2 separate regions of the Mus musculus genome follow, and region 1 is linked to region 2. Evidence: chromatin loops called from intact Hi-C (ENCODE). Cell type or tissue: gastrocnemius. All regions are shown on one strand.

Region 1 (8,000 bases), 240 kb after region 2:
CCTGCTGTGCAGGTCACCTGTGTAAGAGGTACCTAAGAACAACTCACCTTACGCACCACCTCCTCTTCCTCCTGGCGCTTCTCATAATGAGAAAAGTCGTCAAAGATAGAGGTTGTGTGCTTATAGGAAGCGATAATCTTCAGCACTTGTTTTGCTTTTTCTAAGGGCACCTCCTGTGTATCACGGGAGTTTGTGACAGGTTTGTTGTCGTTATTCTCCAGTCTGATGTGCCGCAGCTGGTTGTTGGGCACATCCTTCACAAAAATCCACTTCACATCAAACTTTCCCTTCCACTTGTCCTGAGACCAGACCCCAGCGCTGGTGCCGTAGTCCACAGGGGACTTCATCTCTGCCACCCCACAGAAATGTCCACTCCCATTGACACTGAAGAGGAGATAAACAGGCCCCTTGCTGCTCATGGAGCGGAAGGCGCCGTCCAGGCGCTTGTTGCCGTGTTCAGTACTACACCAGATGGAGTACTTGATGGAGCGGTGGATGTCGTCCTCAGAATAGCTCTTGATGATGAACACCCGCCCACTCTTAAGATTCCAGTCGAACTCTTTAGGGTTATAGCTGTGGGCAGCTTTCAGTTTCTCCAGGACAGGGTGGGATTCTACACTCGGGGCAGAAGTAGGTTGGGCATTTCCAACAGAGTTACTGTCACTGTTGGCCCCTCCACTCTGCCCAAATGCTGCATTTCTGTTTCGAGGAGCCACCCAGCGGGGTTGAAGTGGCTGCTGAGGGCTCTGATACTGTGGCTGGACCAAAGGTGGGGGCTGAACAGGGAGAGGTTGAGCTACCTGCTGGGGCTGTGGGGCAGCCTGGGGGGATGGTGTCTGCTGGGGGGCGGAGGCCTTTGGAGCAGGGCCCTTGTTATCCCAAGTACCAATGTCCATGTTATGCTTGATAGGGGGAGGAGGCAGTGCACCCCCAACTATCGGCCCACTCTTTGTTTTCATCTTAGGCTGTGGTTTTGCAGGCTTGCTAGCAATGGCTGCCCATGAAGTTGGTTTTGAAACTGGCATGTTTACATTTGTCCCACCATTGCCAGAAAGGACACCAGTCAGTGCCACACTGTTGACAACTGAACCCACCGTCTTAACTGCAGAGGTGGTAACATCCCCAATCTTCAGGCCAACCATGCCCTGCTCCAGACTGTTCATCCCAGGGGCCTTGTTGAGGGAGTCACTGTGAAAACCTGTCTGCCCATCAACAACTGTGCCACCAAGGGAGCTAGGTGGGTAAGTGTAACTGCTCCCATAGGCTGAGCTCTGAGTCTGCTGCCCCTGAGAACCACTTGTCCCCCATGCTGAGAATGCAGGGTTTTCAGGGAAAAAATTAAACCTGTGCTGGTAAATGTTGTTCCCCAGACCCCCAGGCTGCCCAAAAACAGCATCATGCATGAAGTGATGGTCTCCATTACTAAGTTGTCCATAGGTAGTGAGATACGGGATGGGAGGGTCCCCTGCAGTGGACCATGGTGCCTCGCTGAGGGAGTAAGGAAATCCAATGGATGGTGGATAGTAACTGGACAGGTAAGGATCACTCATCGAGGGGTAACTGTTACTCTGTGAAAATAAACAAGTGATGAATTAGACAACTGTCAGACAGCTCAGCATGCTGACCACCTCATACACAGGTGCAGAAACCAGCCTAATATAATATAGCACACAATTATTTCTTCCTAAATGACAGATATGGCCACCAATGTCAAAACAAAAGTCATTAGTAACAAATGCAAACCAGACTGCTGTCTCAAAGCACAAAGCCTGCTTTGTAATGATCTGAACTCAGGTGAAATGACCCAGTCAAACCACCCTTCTGCCGTCACCATCTGAGGAATCCAACCCAGTCCTGCAGTAGGAATATTTACAACAAACACTGATAGCACAGCAGAGCACGAGGACAGCCTTAACAATGCACTAAGATGACTCTGACAGTCAATAAGACCAGCAGACTCCAGCTCACTGACCTAACACACACCTAGGCACTGGTATTCAATGTCACCTTCAAGACTCTCCTACACAATATTCCTGATAGCTACCCCAGCTGGGTTTTTCTAGGGTCTGCTCTTCACATTTCATGGTTTCCTGAGCACACTTATGGGTGCTCAGAGCGGAGCACAGGCTCCTCTGCTGTGCCTTTACCAGTATCGAGTCCATGGAGTGAGTTCTTAACCCCTGCTGATACCAGAAGACCCACTTTAGTAAAGTCTTCCTAAGCCCCAACTCCACCCATAGCAGAAGCTTCTAAGAGGGGCAAAAAGATAGGAGGGTGGAATGCTTCACCATCCTGACCTGGTAGCCTCACTATACCTCTAAGGAGTTTCCTAGCCTGTAGGTGTAGACTGCAGAGTTGGAAGCTCTAGGAAACCATCCTTTGGAGAGACACTCAGCCAAGGTTTGGTGAGAATTAGGCACCGTGCTTTGGGCTCAATTTCAGTTTCTACCTCAACCAACAGGCCAGTTTTTATTACCTTATTATATTTCTTTTCAATCTCTGAAAGGGAAGCATCAGTGATGTAAGTGAAGAGACCTTCCTATAGCATGGCAATCTGTGTTTGGGGGGTGGACATGTCCAGTGAAAGTAAGAAAGCTCCACTAGGCACCACACAATTTCAGAACTATCACTTAACATGAAGTAATTGCTTCCTTGTAATGAAAACTTTTAACATCCACAAACAGGTCACTATAAATATTCTATAAACAAAACAAAACAAAAAAACAACCAACCAAACAAACAAAAAAACTTGTTATATCTTCTCTTGAAAAGATTTCAGTGATTCTGGCTCTTCCATTGCAGCTTCCTGTTACGTACCTCCTCCAAGCATCCTTCAAATGAGCCTGAGCAACAAGGCCAGGGGGAAGAAGAATCTATGAGGTCTGAGCACAAGTCTTGCTCTGTGAGGGAAGTATACCTTCATGGATACAAAACAGAGGCCACAGTCCTTCCAAAGAAGACCAGTCCTCTTCCCTCTCCTTAGCTAACACTTTATGCATGACAAATAGAGAGACAGAAGGGAAGACCTAGTTGTGGTCTGTCATTCTAACCCACTGGCCACAAACCAACAAGCAGCAGTAAGGACTCAGAAAAGATACTCAGGTCACTCCAACATATACCTAGGCCTTAACTGAGATTGACTCAATTTAGGATTGTTAGGTAAGATCCATCACAACAACAACAACAGCTCTCAAAGCCCTCCAGAAATATTACCACCTGAAGAACAGGCATAGAATGCAGGTCACACACAGAGATATATAAATACCACACAATAGGTGCCCCCCCCCCCCATTATTCTCCAGCCAGTTCTGGCCAAATGCTACTTGAACTTGTAGGTGCAAAGCACATACCTCCCTAACATCCTGCCCCAAATCCTAAAATTGTGTTTCTTTCAGATCCTAATACAAAGATTCCAGCTAACTTTCTCTGCAAAAATCACCACACCTCAAGACCAGGGTGTGATGCTTCAACTAAAAATGTACATGTAGAAACACACTTGTAGGGCAGAGACACAAAGAAAAAAAAGCATCAGCAGTGCCTGCCTGCAAGATACAGCCTTGGGGAAACCTCACTGCTTCTCAGGAGTTGTAGAGTGGAGATGGAATAAGCAAAGATAAATTAAACCCTATGGAAAAGGTAAAATCCCAGATTAAAAGGTCATTGTTTACTAAGATCTCCTGAAAAGTGCTACAGGCATCCTCCAGAAGTCCAAACACCTAGCCACACCCTCCCTTTGCTTCTGAACCAGCAGCCACACCTCTCCTAACTCTCTCCACAGCACAGTCAAACTGTGCTTTAGGCCAACTCCAGTTTTTACCTCAACCCCACGGACACACCAACTTCTATTACCTCCTTATTTCCTTTCAGTTGTTGAAGTAGAAGCATCAAGCTACTTTGTAAAGCTATCTCAACCAGGTTATTTTATGCAGAAGAAACCTGTAGCAGCTGCTCCCACAACTCTGTAAGCCAAGCTGACTGCCAGTCCATGATATACAACTTTCCTGGGAAGGAAGTGGTTCCCATCAGTCTGTAGTACATGGTGCCTATTCTGGTTGAGATGTGTAGCTACTTAGCTCAAGTATGACCTGGAAATAAATACACTGGTGCTGCTGGTAAAGCATGCAGAACCTGTCCAAGCTATCCACCTCCCTCTGTATGGTCAGGCACAGGCTTGTGGATTCATGCTCACTTGTAAATAACCCAAGCAAACGGTCCCTTCTGGCTCGGTAGCTCCCCAGTATCATCGAAGGTATAGTATGAAAGTGGTTTACCAGAGACACAGATGAATAAACTGTTATGCAACCAAACTCAAAAGTTGCTCTTCACATATGAAACACACCTCTAAGTACAACACTTGGGTTCTCACAGCTCATCAGATGACTGGGTAGTACCATATTTAAGATTTCTAATCAAAGCTGGTGTACAAGACCACACAAGGAAGGCAAACACATCTTCCAGGCAAAGCCAGAGACCACTGACAGGTGAAAATACAACTTGGAGCTCTTAGGCCTCTTCTTCCTGATCCTGATAACTAGAAAATTATATAAACAAAGTAGAGACTCCAAAAAATTAAAGAGAATTTAAATAACCATGTCGGCTGTTATCCCTACATCATTTGGAAACAGTAAAGAATAATAAAGCCATAAAATCTGTTCTAGGATTAAAGAGTTTTTGTTCACTTATTATTAATCCAAGTTTAATCACATTGAATGACAAGGGGGACAGATTTTAAATGACTAGAATACTTCTGCACTTTTTTTTTTCTGAGAAGGAAAGAACTCTGAGACTATTTGAACAATGAGATGACTGAAACTGGAAGGAGATGCAGGACAGTCTCTTCCCAGCCCCACAGATCATCTCTGGACCATGCTGAGACACATGCTCTTCTTCATCAAATTAAATCCATTATGTTTAAGGAAGCACTAAGGGCAAGGCTGGAGAAAGGTGAGCAAGTGTCTAGGACTCCTGGGACTGCTGGGACTGCTGGGACTGCTGTCAGTCAGCACGCACACACTAACTTCAGGAGGAAATGACAGACAAAGGATATGTTAGAGAACCCTGACAACACGCTCACTCAGCCAGGCACTTTCCTGGTCTTTCCTCAGGGCTGATCCCTCTGAGACTGTGGTGTGAACCCCTTTTCTGACTGATAAGCAGAGACAGCAGTTTCTGACAAGAATTTTTACATCTGTTTAAGCAACTTGCTAAAGAGCAAATAAAGACCCATTGCATCCTTCCCTTTCCCCTCTGGGAAGCTGTAGTGGTAGCAAATCCCTCCTTACTGGATACCACCACTGGAACTTTTAAGGACATTTATAGATGTACATATAATCACAAAAATCCAAGCCAGACACAGGCTGGATGGCCATGCACATAAGTGCTAATCCAAGCCTACTAGAACTGCATAGACATGGCAGTAATCCAAGTGTCAAGTTTCTCCCAGATATTCACAAACAACAGAGGCTGCGTATGCTCAAACAAGGCACAGCATTATTTAATTTAACTCTGGCTGCAGGCAAAGAAACCACATAAACACTGATAAAAACCTTTCATGATTGAGGAGGCTCAATTTTCAAGATAAGCTAAGAGCTCCCAAGGCCAGCAGTTCCTCACAAATGAGCAGAGGTACAACCTTCAGCGTGGCCACGTGGAACATGAGTGGCAGTGTCCAACCAGCATCTTAAATAACCTTTGGGCACAAGGATATACTACAGAAAAGTAGGGGGGCAGAATGGCATTTTGGCCCCATATGAAGAAACAAGCAACACTAAGAGAGCAGGCACCTGCTAAGTGACTGGAGACTCCATGGTCCACACAGGTAAAGGCTGTTATGCTGGCCCTCAGCTGCTTCATGCCTAAGGGAAGGCCTGAAAGCCTCCTGTGCTGCTACTTTCTACAAACCTCCTAATAAAGCTGGGCATTTCTAGGAAATTTATTCTTAAGCAATATGCTGCAAGTACTTTACTAAAAAGTACATCTGAACTTAGACATGAGGTGCCACTTTAAAGCTATTTACTAAGGGTGCTATCTTGAAGAACAACATTCCTTTTCACAATTTCCCCAAGACTTCAGGGACATGCAATTGACAGTAAGGGGGAAAATTGATTCTACTTTTAAGAAACGCCTCCCAAGTATTCCATGAGTTCCTACTTTATAAAAACATTTCAAACATAGTAAAGCAACCCTTGTTCCTTGTTTTAATATTTAGTATATATCACTGCTATAAAAGAACCAGGAACCAGGCAGTGGTGGTGAAAGCTTTTAATTCCAGCACTCAGGCAGCAGAGGTAGGCAGATCTCTGACTCTGAGGCCCAGCTTAGTCTACAGAGGAAGTTCCAAGACAGCCAGGGCTACACAGAGAAATCCTGTCTTGAAAAACCAAATAAAAAAGAAAACCAGGAAACATGCTATTCAAAAGAATAGTTTTGTTTAACTTCTTGTTCTTGTCATGGCCAATAGCCCATGACTAAGGCCAAGTCAGTTCTGCAACCCTATAATGACTGCCCAGATATTCAGGGCCAACCATGCAACCATATAGGTTAAGGCTCCCTCAGACTCTTAGGCTTCTGATATCTCAATGTGGTGGAAAGAAACATGGAGGAAAGTTATATAAAATGCTCTAAGATGACCTAGAAGGGCAGATGAGCAAAAAATAAAAAATAAGGGGGGGGGGGGCAGGTAATCTATTTCCTTCTGGTACAACAACCAGGCAAAAAGTCTTGCTTGACTCTAAATATGCAGCATGCATTTAAAAGTGGCAGAGACATGTGCTGGAAAGGTGGCTTAGAGGTTAAGAGCACTGACTGCTCTTCCAGAGGTCCTGAGTTCAATTCCCAGCAACCACACGGTAGCTCACAACCATCTGTAATGGGATCTGATGCCCTCTTCTGGTGTGTCTGAAGACAGCTACAGTGTACTTATGTACATAAAATAAAGAAATAAAATCTTTAAAAAAAAGTGGCAGAGACTATGGTTAAATCTAAATTTCAAATTGTATATGGCTTTCTGTTTGTTTATTTTGAGATAGGTCTTACTACTACTTAACCCTGGCTGGCCTTGAATTCCTTTGTCTCTACCCTTGAATACTAGAAATAAGTGTGTACCACCATGCCCAGATTGCCTATGGTTTTTAAGCAGGGCAATTTTGTTACCAGGAAACACCTTGCAGACAATTTTCATGGTAGCTGCACAGGGAATCTAGTGGGTGGAAGCCAGGGTGTGCAGGGAACAGCCAAAAAATGCTTAGGCATAAAATGCCCATGGCCCCAGTAGGTTAGAGGAAAGAGACACGAAGGTAAGAGGGGCACCTTGGGGAAATGTGAAGCTGCTATGATCATCATACATTGCACATACACATGACATGCTAAAAGGACTCATTAAAACAATGTTTAATTGCCTGGGCTGGAGAGATGGCTCAGATTTTGAGTACTTGCTGCTCTTGCAGAGGACCACAGTTCAGTTACCAGCACCCTATATGGCAACTGAACTGTGGTCTGCTGCAAGAGGCAGTTCACAACCACCTGTAACTCTAATTCCAGAGGCTCTTACACCCTCTTCTAGACTCTGAGGTCACCTGTGCATGTATACACACACACACACACACACACACACACACACACTTAAAAAATAAAAGTACTGACTGAGGAGATGGCTCAGTTTGAAGTGATAGCCACTCAAGCTTTAGGAACAGAGTTTGGATCCCCTCAAACCCATGTAAATACCAGATGAGTGTGGTGGCTACTTGTAAAAACAGGAGAGTCCCAAAATAATTGAGACTTAGCCACACTGGCAAGCTCTGGGTCCAAGAGACCCTGCATCACTGAATAAAGCAGAAGGTGACAGAGGATCATTCCTGACATCCCCACCCCACTCGCACACCTCCCTGGACACACAGACCTATGCACATACATATACATGAAAACAGAAGGGGCTCTACAGTTCCAAAGGTAAGAAATGCTGACCATAAGGTACTAATTCTGTGCTTTACACATACCCTCTC
Region 2 (8,000 bases):
CTAATAAAATTGGGAGGAGAGGGGTTATAAAAATCTCTGATAACTCCAGTTCTGGCAGTGAAGACGCCCCATGTAAGAGGAAGGATGTACACTTCTGTAAATGCTGTTTGGTAATTTCACATCATTGTGAAATGAAGGTGAGGGTCTATTCTGGGAAAAGAATTCCCAACATCTAGTCAGGGGTACACAGACCTGATTCTTAGGATCCTTAAGGTTGAACATGATGCTGCGATATTTGCTCTTATAGCGATTATCAGTAACCTGGAACAAGTTAAACATCTCCTTCTCAATGTGGAGGGCAATTTTTCCTACTTCATTTTCTGTCATTATTAAGTCATCGCTGTCATTGACTCTGAATAGAATGAAAAGAGGGATTACATAAACCAGGGGGGCACTTGCCTAGTGGGAAAATTCCAGAATACGACCATCAATGCTACATCTGGGAGATATGACATATACAATGGCCCACCTTTTCCACAAAATCTCTTTCAAGGAGCGCCTTATATTTTGTCGAATTTGTGAATTGGGCTGTGATGGAGCTGGGCTCACAGGACCAAGCCGTCCTGGGGCTGGAGAAGCAGCAGGAACATTGGCAGACATTGGCTTCCTGGTAACTCCCACCACAGCAGCAGAGCCAGGCAACTTTTTGGAAGCAGCTGTCATAGGTGTTGGTCCTGCCTGCCTGGCAGAAGTGCCTGACAGGGTGGCTGAGGGCCATGGCCTCTTGGGGATGGTACCCTTGAAGCCTGAAGGCAGTTTCTTAATGGCTGGTTTGGCTCCTGCCATATTAGAGTAAGGAGGAAGCTTCTTTGGAACAAGATTCCTAGGTGAAGTCTGTCTGCCCACCAAAGAGGCTGAAGGAAGTGCTTTCTTCGGGATGGTAACTGCTGCCATTGTCCTGTCCTCCACCCTCCTGTCATCCTTCATGGCTGGAAAGCAGAACGCACACACTGAGCAACACATACAGAATAGCATGCTGACATTATACCATTTCCACCCTGGAAATAGCCCGTACAACCAAGGAATTAGGTGCATTTGCAGGTTTTAAAATTTCGAACCGAAGAGAGGTTGGCTCCACAGTATTTTATGGTGATAATTACTCCTCATTTTAAAAAGAAAAACACTTCATGTATTACATTAAAACCTTTTACTTCAAACAAGCCTATTATCAAAAGCTCCAATTAATCACTAGTTAATTTGTAAAAATAAACGACAAACTTGCCATCAAAATAGGACAGATTTACAGGATCATTTTCATTGACAAGACAAGGTGTTTTTGTGTGAACTTTTAAAAACCTTTTGGGTTTTTTTTTTTTTTTTTTTTTTTTTTTTTCCGAGACAGGGTTTCTCTGTATAGCCCTGGCTGTCCTGGAGCTCACTTTGTAGACCAGGCTGGCCTCGAATTCAGAAATCCGCCTGCCTCTGCCTCCCGAGTGCTGGGATTAAAGGCGTGCGCCACCACGCCCGGCCCTAAAAACCTTTTGGAAAGAAGAAAAATCACTCTCCAACCCCCAAGGGTCCTGGAGGTAGACACCTTTTTTTTTTGTTTTTTCAAGACAGGGTTTCTCTGTATAGCCCTGGCTGTCCTGGAACTCACTCTATAGACTAGGCTGGCCTCGAACTCAGAAATCCACCTGTCTCTGCCTCCCAAGTGCTGGGATTAAAGGGGTGGACACCTTGTCAGCAAAGGATACACATTACTTCATCACCCTCCAGCAGAAGCTCACTGTAGACATGGTTGACAAGGTTGCTATAGGGAAGATCAGCCAACCTATTTTCACACCAAAAGTCAGATGCCAGAATGGAAGACTTCAGCCTGCTGAATTTATGTGAAAGGAAATCACCAGACTCCTTTTCTTGATGAAAGGCCAGGGAGCAATGAGCACCAGATGCTAAAATGATTGATGCCCATTTATATGACCTCACCCCCAACCCACACACACCTAATTCCCTCAGCAGGGTAAAAATGACAACCAGGTATTTTAAATGCTTGTCAAAGCAGGGTAATGATGGTGATGCCTTTAATCCCAGCATTTGGGAGGCAAAGGCAGGTGGATCGAAGCGTTTGAGGTAAGCCTCGTCTATAGAGTTAGTTCCAGGACAGCCAGAGCTGCAGAGAAACCCTGTCTTGAAAAACCAAGAGATTGTCTAAAACAAATGCTAAGTCACAAGGTTTGCTTGCACCAAAACTTCTAGATGCCAGTGGGCAATCAAATCAGTTTAATTAAAATCCTGCATCAAAGGCACACAAAATGTCTAAAAAGAGGTACCTGTGGGCAAGTCCAAGTTCAGGTCACAAGATCCACATAGTTCAAGGAGGAAATAAACTCTGGCATACTCAATCTCATATTCATTCTCTCTCCTCCCTCCCTCCCTCCACCCTTCCCCTCCTCCAAGTCCTGCTTGGGCCATGGAACTGAATGATGTTTGTCTGTTTGTCTAACATGTTGACCAGCAGTCCAAGTGGTCAGATGAGGTAAGGAAATGTCTGGCAACATTCGGTTCAGGACAGGTGTCCTACCGGCAAGAAACAAACAACTATGAGATGGTTCATCTAGATAGGCAATCCTTAAACACTACAGTTTAAGCATGTATATGACTGAAGCATGACTTTAAGATCATAAATGAGGACTTCCCACCTTGTGCTCCCAGTAACCATTTCCAATTTCCCAGGAAGGGCAGAGAGCTCAAAGAGCAGAGATGCCACATACAAGGACAGCCCTCTTCAACAAGCTATTCTATATGCTTAGGGACACCATCAGGTACTGCCAGACCTGACGACCAACCTGTCTGAGAGGTAGCCTAAACCACTGCCATATGGCTGATTATAAAGTGGTACTGAGGAACCTAAATATAAGCTGCATTTCATCTGAAGCCCTTCAATTCCATCCCAGAGGACTGCTACAGGTGAACTCTATACTTGCTCAGAAGCATGCCAAACCTCAACCTCAAAGCACTTTAGGGGGTTTGCAGAGTGACAATGACATCTACCTAAAACTCTGATGTTTTTCTAGATGAGGACAGAAAATACCAAAAGGCAGATCTGTGCAAAATAGAAATTATTTTTACAATACAGTATACATGACAAATATATGGAGAAAACACATTCTGAGCCAAGGTTCCCATAGATCAAGGACAATGTCCAAGGACTCTGCAGTGGATGTCTACTACTCTTGGCTCCAGTTATATTTAGCAATTTACCTTCATATCTGACTGCTGGGTTGTGTGGTGGTTAAAAATTAGAAGAGTCCTCTGAGGAAGGTACAGAGAAGGAATGAACACTCAGATAATGGTATGGACCAAGTGCTATACGAGTGTGACATTGAACAGGGGTATAATAAATGTGTACTAGATTGCCAGCTGACTTCCACTCTACAAAACAAAGCATCACCCAGCCCTCGACAAAGCCCCTCCATATAGTAGTATGGCCTGAAACATCTGTGTTGTTTTTTTTCTGGTCACAAACAGGGAATTCAAAACCAGAGGTTCCACCAAAGACCCAATCTCTCTTGGCCGGACTACATTTCAGTTATTCCTGACACTCCAAGTATACACACTTGATGGTTTGAGAGCAGCTATACCTGAAGACCACCTATTAACGTAACTCCCTAACCATCACTCTGCAGCCTGACAGCTCTGGTGGCTTCTTTCCTCTTAAGGACGTTAGGACACATTAGGCACACTCCCAACAGTGCATAAAAGTCATGTTATGTAATTAAACTGATATGTCCCATAAATGATGGCTTTCCCTAACCATTTGCCTACTAGCATCTTGAAACACCAAGCCCCCTTCTATTTTGGGTGGTGTTAAACAGGGCAACAGTTACCCATTGCAACTGCTCAAGGGACTGGCATGTTTCTCTAGCCCCTACAGGTAGGAATAATAGTGGTGTTGGCTTAGGGCAGCAATGCCAGCAACAGGGATTGACCTTCATGATTGAATAGAACAATGAATGAATTTGCAAATCCTTATTCCATTCCCTACCCCAATACTGGGTTTTCAAAAACCTGTGGCTTGGGCATACTGGACAAACGTCCTATTGAGCTACTGTTCCAATTGAAGAATTCACTTCACTTTTAACTATATAAAAATTACATAGCTGTAACTCATGAGAGACCCATCTTACTAATAGCACTTTACACTGTGGGTTGCTGTCTCTACTACTAGCTTTCTCTGCCCTCTCGTGGGGTAAGAAGGTATTGACCAACACTAAGGAGGAAGGCATCTCTAGTCCTGTGGACTACTAGTGGAAGCAAAGGTTGTCATGACCAGTTCTTTGTAATGGAAACTAAGCTGCTGAAAGTTTGACGGAGTAGGGAAGTAGAGTGCTCCGCATGGGAACCCAACTCTATTCTCACACCATGGGTCCATTAGTAAGGTTGCTATAGCTCTGTTGGTCACCAGGTGGCAGTAATGATCCACAAAGGCAGGAAAGAGAAAGGCATTAGGGGAACAAACCCTGCTCATGTACCCCCAAGGTAGAACCCCACAACTGCATGAAGTTGAAACAGGATCCAGGTGCAGGGTAGGGGTCCACACCTATAGTCCCACCCATCCCAGTCACGCTGCCTGATGGCTAGTCTTAGGAGGGCAGGCTGGCCCCATGCAGGTATCTCACCTCCAGAAGCCTAAGGGGAGTTGCTTTTTTTGAAGACAGTGATCAAGCAGCACCTTGAAACAAGGCCAGGTGCTGAATTCTGTTCCTCAGCTCTGGCTCATGTAACTTAGGACTTCCCATTGCTTCACCATACCTCTTTCCAGTGAGGTGGCAGTGGAAATGTTTTTGCTGTTGCTTCCTAGACATGCTTAAGTATCTTCAAATAAATAATTTCCCTCTACCCACACCTCATGCACATGCCTGTAATCTCAGGATTCAGGAGGCTGAGGCAGGACTGAAAAAGGTGGCCGGGACTGATATTGAAACCATCAAAAAAAATTAATACTTATCTTTAAGAGAAGTTACCAATTTAGTTTTATATGTAAGAAAACGAGGCTTGGACAAAGCAGCACAGGCTACATCAGAGATGAGTGCCCAGTGACTATGCATGTGACTAAACATGTGACCCTGCAGAGGTCCACATCCAACTAGATGAAAATCTTTTCTTACTCATGTCCAGTATTTGACTTCCATCTTAATGCAGAGACCAACTCTTGCAAGTTATCTTAACCAATCACATAGGATCTTGAAATCTTCAGCTTAAATCATGTTGGATTGGTAATTTCTTACATTGTTAGTCACTGGAATACAGTGTGGTGAGGGCCATGTGGGTGTGTTCAATCTGCCCAGCTACGTGGAAGCTGAGCTGCTGTTTCTCAGATTTCCCCAAACATACCAGGTACAGATGACTTCAGCCAAGTTCATTTTAACCATTATTTCTTTGTACCAAGTTATTACAACAATCTGTGTGCCTTCCTAGACCCTCCAGACCTAATGGGGCCAATGCTGGAGGTGCAGTGGATAACCAGGTGTAGAGAATGCAACCAGTTACCTTAGGTTCTTGCCGAGCTCTTCCAGGTTTGTGGCAAATCAATGTTGCCCAAACCTTCTTTAAAGCAGCCAAGAATCTGATCTACGTTTACACTCTAACTTCTGGATACTAAGCATGTTAACTATGTGCATGTTGGTGTGTATCAGAAGCATTTTATCACTTTATACTAATGATTGTGGCAGGCATCTTCAGAGGAGACCTTTGCACTCTTGAGATCAGCAATGCCATCAAAAGGATTTTCTTGGGAGTGTTAACTCTGATCCACAGCTCCTTAAGTTTACAGGAAGGTCATTCAGAGAGGTGAAGGACACAGGGACAGCTATAGGACTGGAGTACTCTTAGGGGCTCACTTTGCAGGTTCAAGTTAATGCTATGATCCAATTTTCTCAACAGTGGGCTTTTAAAAGACTTATAAAAAGCAAGATACCAAAAGAATGTAACCAACAACCTAGTAAGTTTTAGCTCTATGTATATTATTCAACAGCTGCCAAGTTTAACCCCCTCATTACCAATTTTGTCCCCCCCCCCCCAAACTGGGAGGGGCTTGGTTAAGATGTGCAAAGCCGTTCTCCTATCCCCTTTATTGCCACTAACAACTGTGAAGACAAATAAACGGCTCATGCAGCTGATAAAACACAGGCCCACCTGTAGGTTTCTAGTACCCGCCACAGGGCGCCTTCATGACCCCATGAAATGTGCTCCTGAAGCCCACACCTCAAGATGCCCTGGGAAACCCCATGTTCTCCCTGCTCTACCACCCACCTGGTCGCCTGTGCAGGATGCAGCCACTCCCCAGGTTTGAGTTTGTAGGTGGATGGGGTTTTGCTTTAATTCCCTACAGCCCGATGAAATGTCATGTCAAGATCCATTCAAACACCAGTGTTTTAAGTCACTTGATGAGCCATTTAGTGAGTCCAAAATACTAATTATTGTGATTATAAGTATAAATACTAAATTTTGTTTCAAAACTCTAATAACCCAAGAATATTTTAGGCAAGTGTTCAGCTCACTACCCTCCCCTGGCAATGGGAGGTGTCAGTGGAAATAAAACACAGAAGGATACAAAAACTGTAACAGCGATATCAGAATCTTTGGAAATTTTAAAAATGACAATTGTTTCTATAAATTAAGGAAACTGTACAGATATTCTAGAAAGAAAAAATATATAAATCAGGGGAACAACTGTTTGTGAAATCGAATCACCTGCATGTGGAGGAGTGGTTTCCTGTGCAGAGCAGCATGCTGCCTGCCTGTATCCACTCAGAGGGGCAGCAGCTCAGCTCAGCTCTGCCATGCAGTCTTCTCAGTGTACATGGTGAGCATCCACGAAGAATGTAGAAGTGTTTCCAGCACTGGCTTCACTTTGAGCTTCCCTCCCTCCCCTCCCCTGTTGTGTATTCTGCACACAGGCAGTGGGGAGACAGGGCCAGAGTCCTTGGGACACAGTTGCATAGACTGTGTGGTGCCCTCCCACTGTGCAGAGGAAGAGGGATCAAAGGGGACTGGTCCCATTTGGATAGCAAGAGGCAGAGAGGAGACACTGCTCCTCACTGATGACGACACTCTCAATGTTAGGATGATATCATTTATGGGATGGGGGGGGGGGGGGGTCAGAAGAAACTGGTCTAGAAACATGTCCCTGATGCATGCTGTATTTTGAATGCTGATCATTTTTGAGATGCTGGTATGCTGGGAAGATTAATCAATTGTTAACTTGTCCTACCCTCCTGCCCTGAAACCCATCAGTTCCACCTCCACTAAGGATTGAGTCAATTGTGAAGGACAAGGTGGGGGAGAGAAAGGTCAAAGAACCCCTGAGCATAAGAACTGGTCGCCTTGTTGACCCCCTGGGGGACTCCCCCTCCCCCCTCCTCATGGAAGGGAGACAGAAGACAGTACTCAGATTTTAGGCCCACTATGTTCCATCCTCCTCACCAATCCTCCAGTGCACGGGACTTTTTATGATGCCACACGAGGGATATACTTACCAGGGTCTGAAACTGAAACTAGAGATTTTTAACTGCTTCTAATGTGAGACCCTGAATCAGAACTTCAAGAGCTGGTTTTCCATTCTGGGCACACAGATGAAGATGAACTGAGTTGTAATCAATCTTCAGCTCTCAGGGATATGACTACACTCCCGGGTTTCTATCGTTTATTGTTAGGTCTACAGACACTTAAAGCACTTGAACCCTATACTTGGCAGGTTTTTCCCTATTCTAAGAGGTGTACTTGGCTCTAAGTCTACTCATTAATTAGTTCACAATGCTGCTGTTGTAGAGCTGCTGTAACTGAAGGAACACCAGACCTCTCATCTCAAACTACTCAACTGCCTACAGCGCACTAAGGCCTGCCACAATGCAGTAGAGCATGCTAATTTACTGCATTTCTTAGGTCTTTTACATTCCCTCCCACTTGCCCTAGAGAAAGGTTCTTACTCTGCAACCCCAGCTGGCCTAGAACTCACGATGTTCCTGTCTCAACTTCTCTAATGTTAGTCTAGGCCTGCA

What was found. Hi-C counts contacts between places; a loop is a spot of excess contacts. Peaks named below come from ENCODE experiments on the same cell type or tissue, not always from the same donor. Only the 100,000 strongest peaks of a DNase experiment are listed, where the experiment ranks them.
Region 1: it touches region 2 in a loop (1.8-fold over the local background); 2 of 42 quality-filtered maps call a loop at or near these places.

The regions. Positions count from the first base shown.
Region 1 is chr2:180,910,640-180,918,639 of GRCm38, forward strand. Ythdf1 (YTH N6-methyladenosine RNA binding protein 1) reads right to left here. Exons shown (of 5, transcript NM_173761.3): 4 at 48-1,568. Among named protein-coding and RNA genes, the nearest start is that of Ythdf1, 6.3 kb to the right of the region's middle. In gastrocnemius, no CTCF peak of the experiment used is centred here; no DNase peak of the experiment used is centred here; H3K27ac peaks cover 1,330 bases.
Region 2 is chr2:180,674,499-180,682,498 of GRCm38, forward strand. It overlaps Dido1 (death inducer-obliterator 1), which reads right to left. Exons shown (of 16, transcript NM_175551.4): 7 at 470-929; 8 at 193-352. Among named protein-coding and RNA genes, the nearest start is that of Gm22502, 20 kb to the right of the region's middle. In gastrocnemius, a CTCF peak has its summit at 4,393 (motif pointing right); DNase peaks (open chromatin) are centred at 4,434 and 7,346.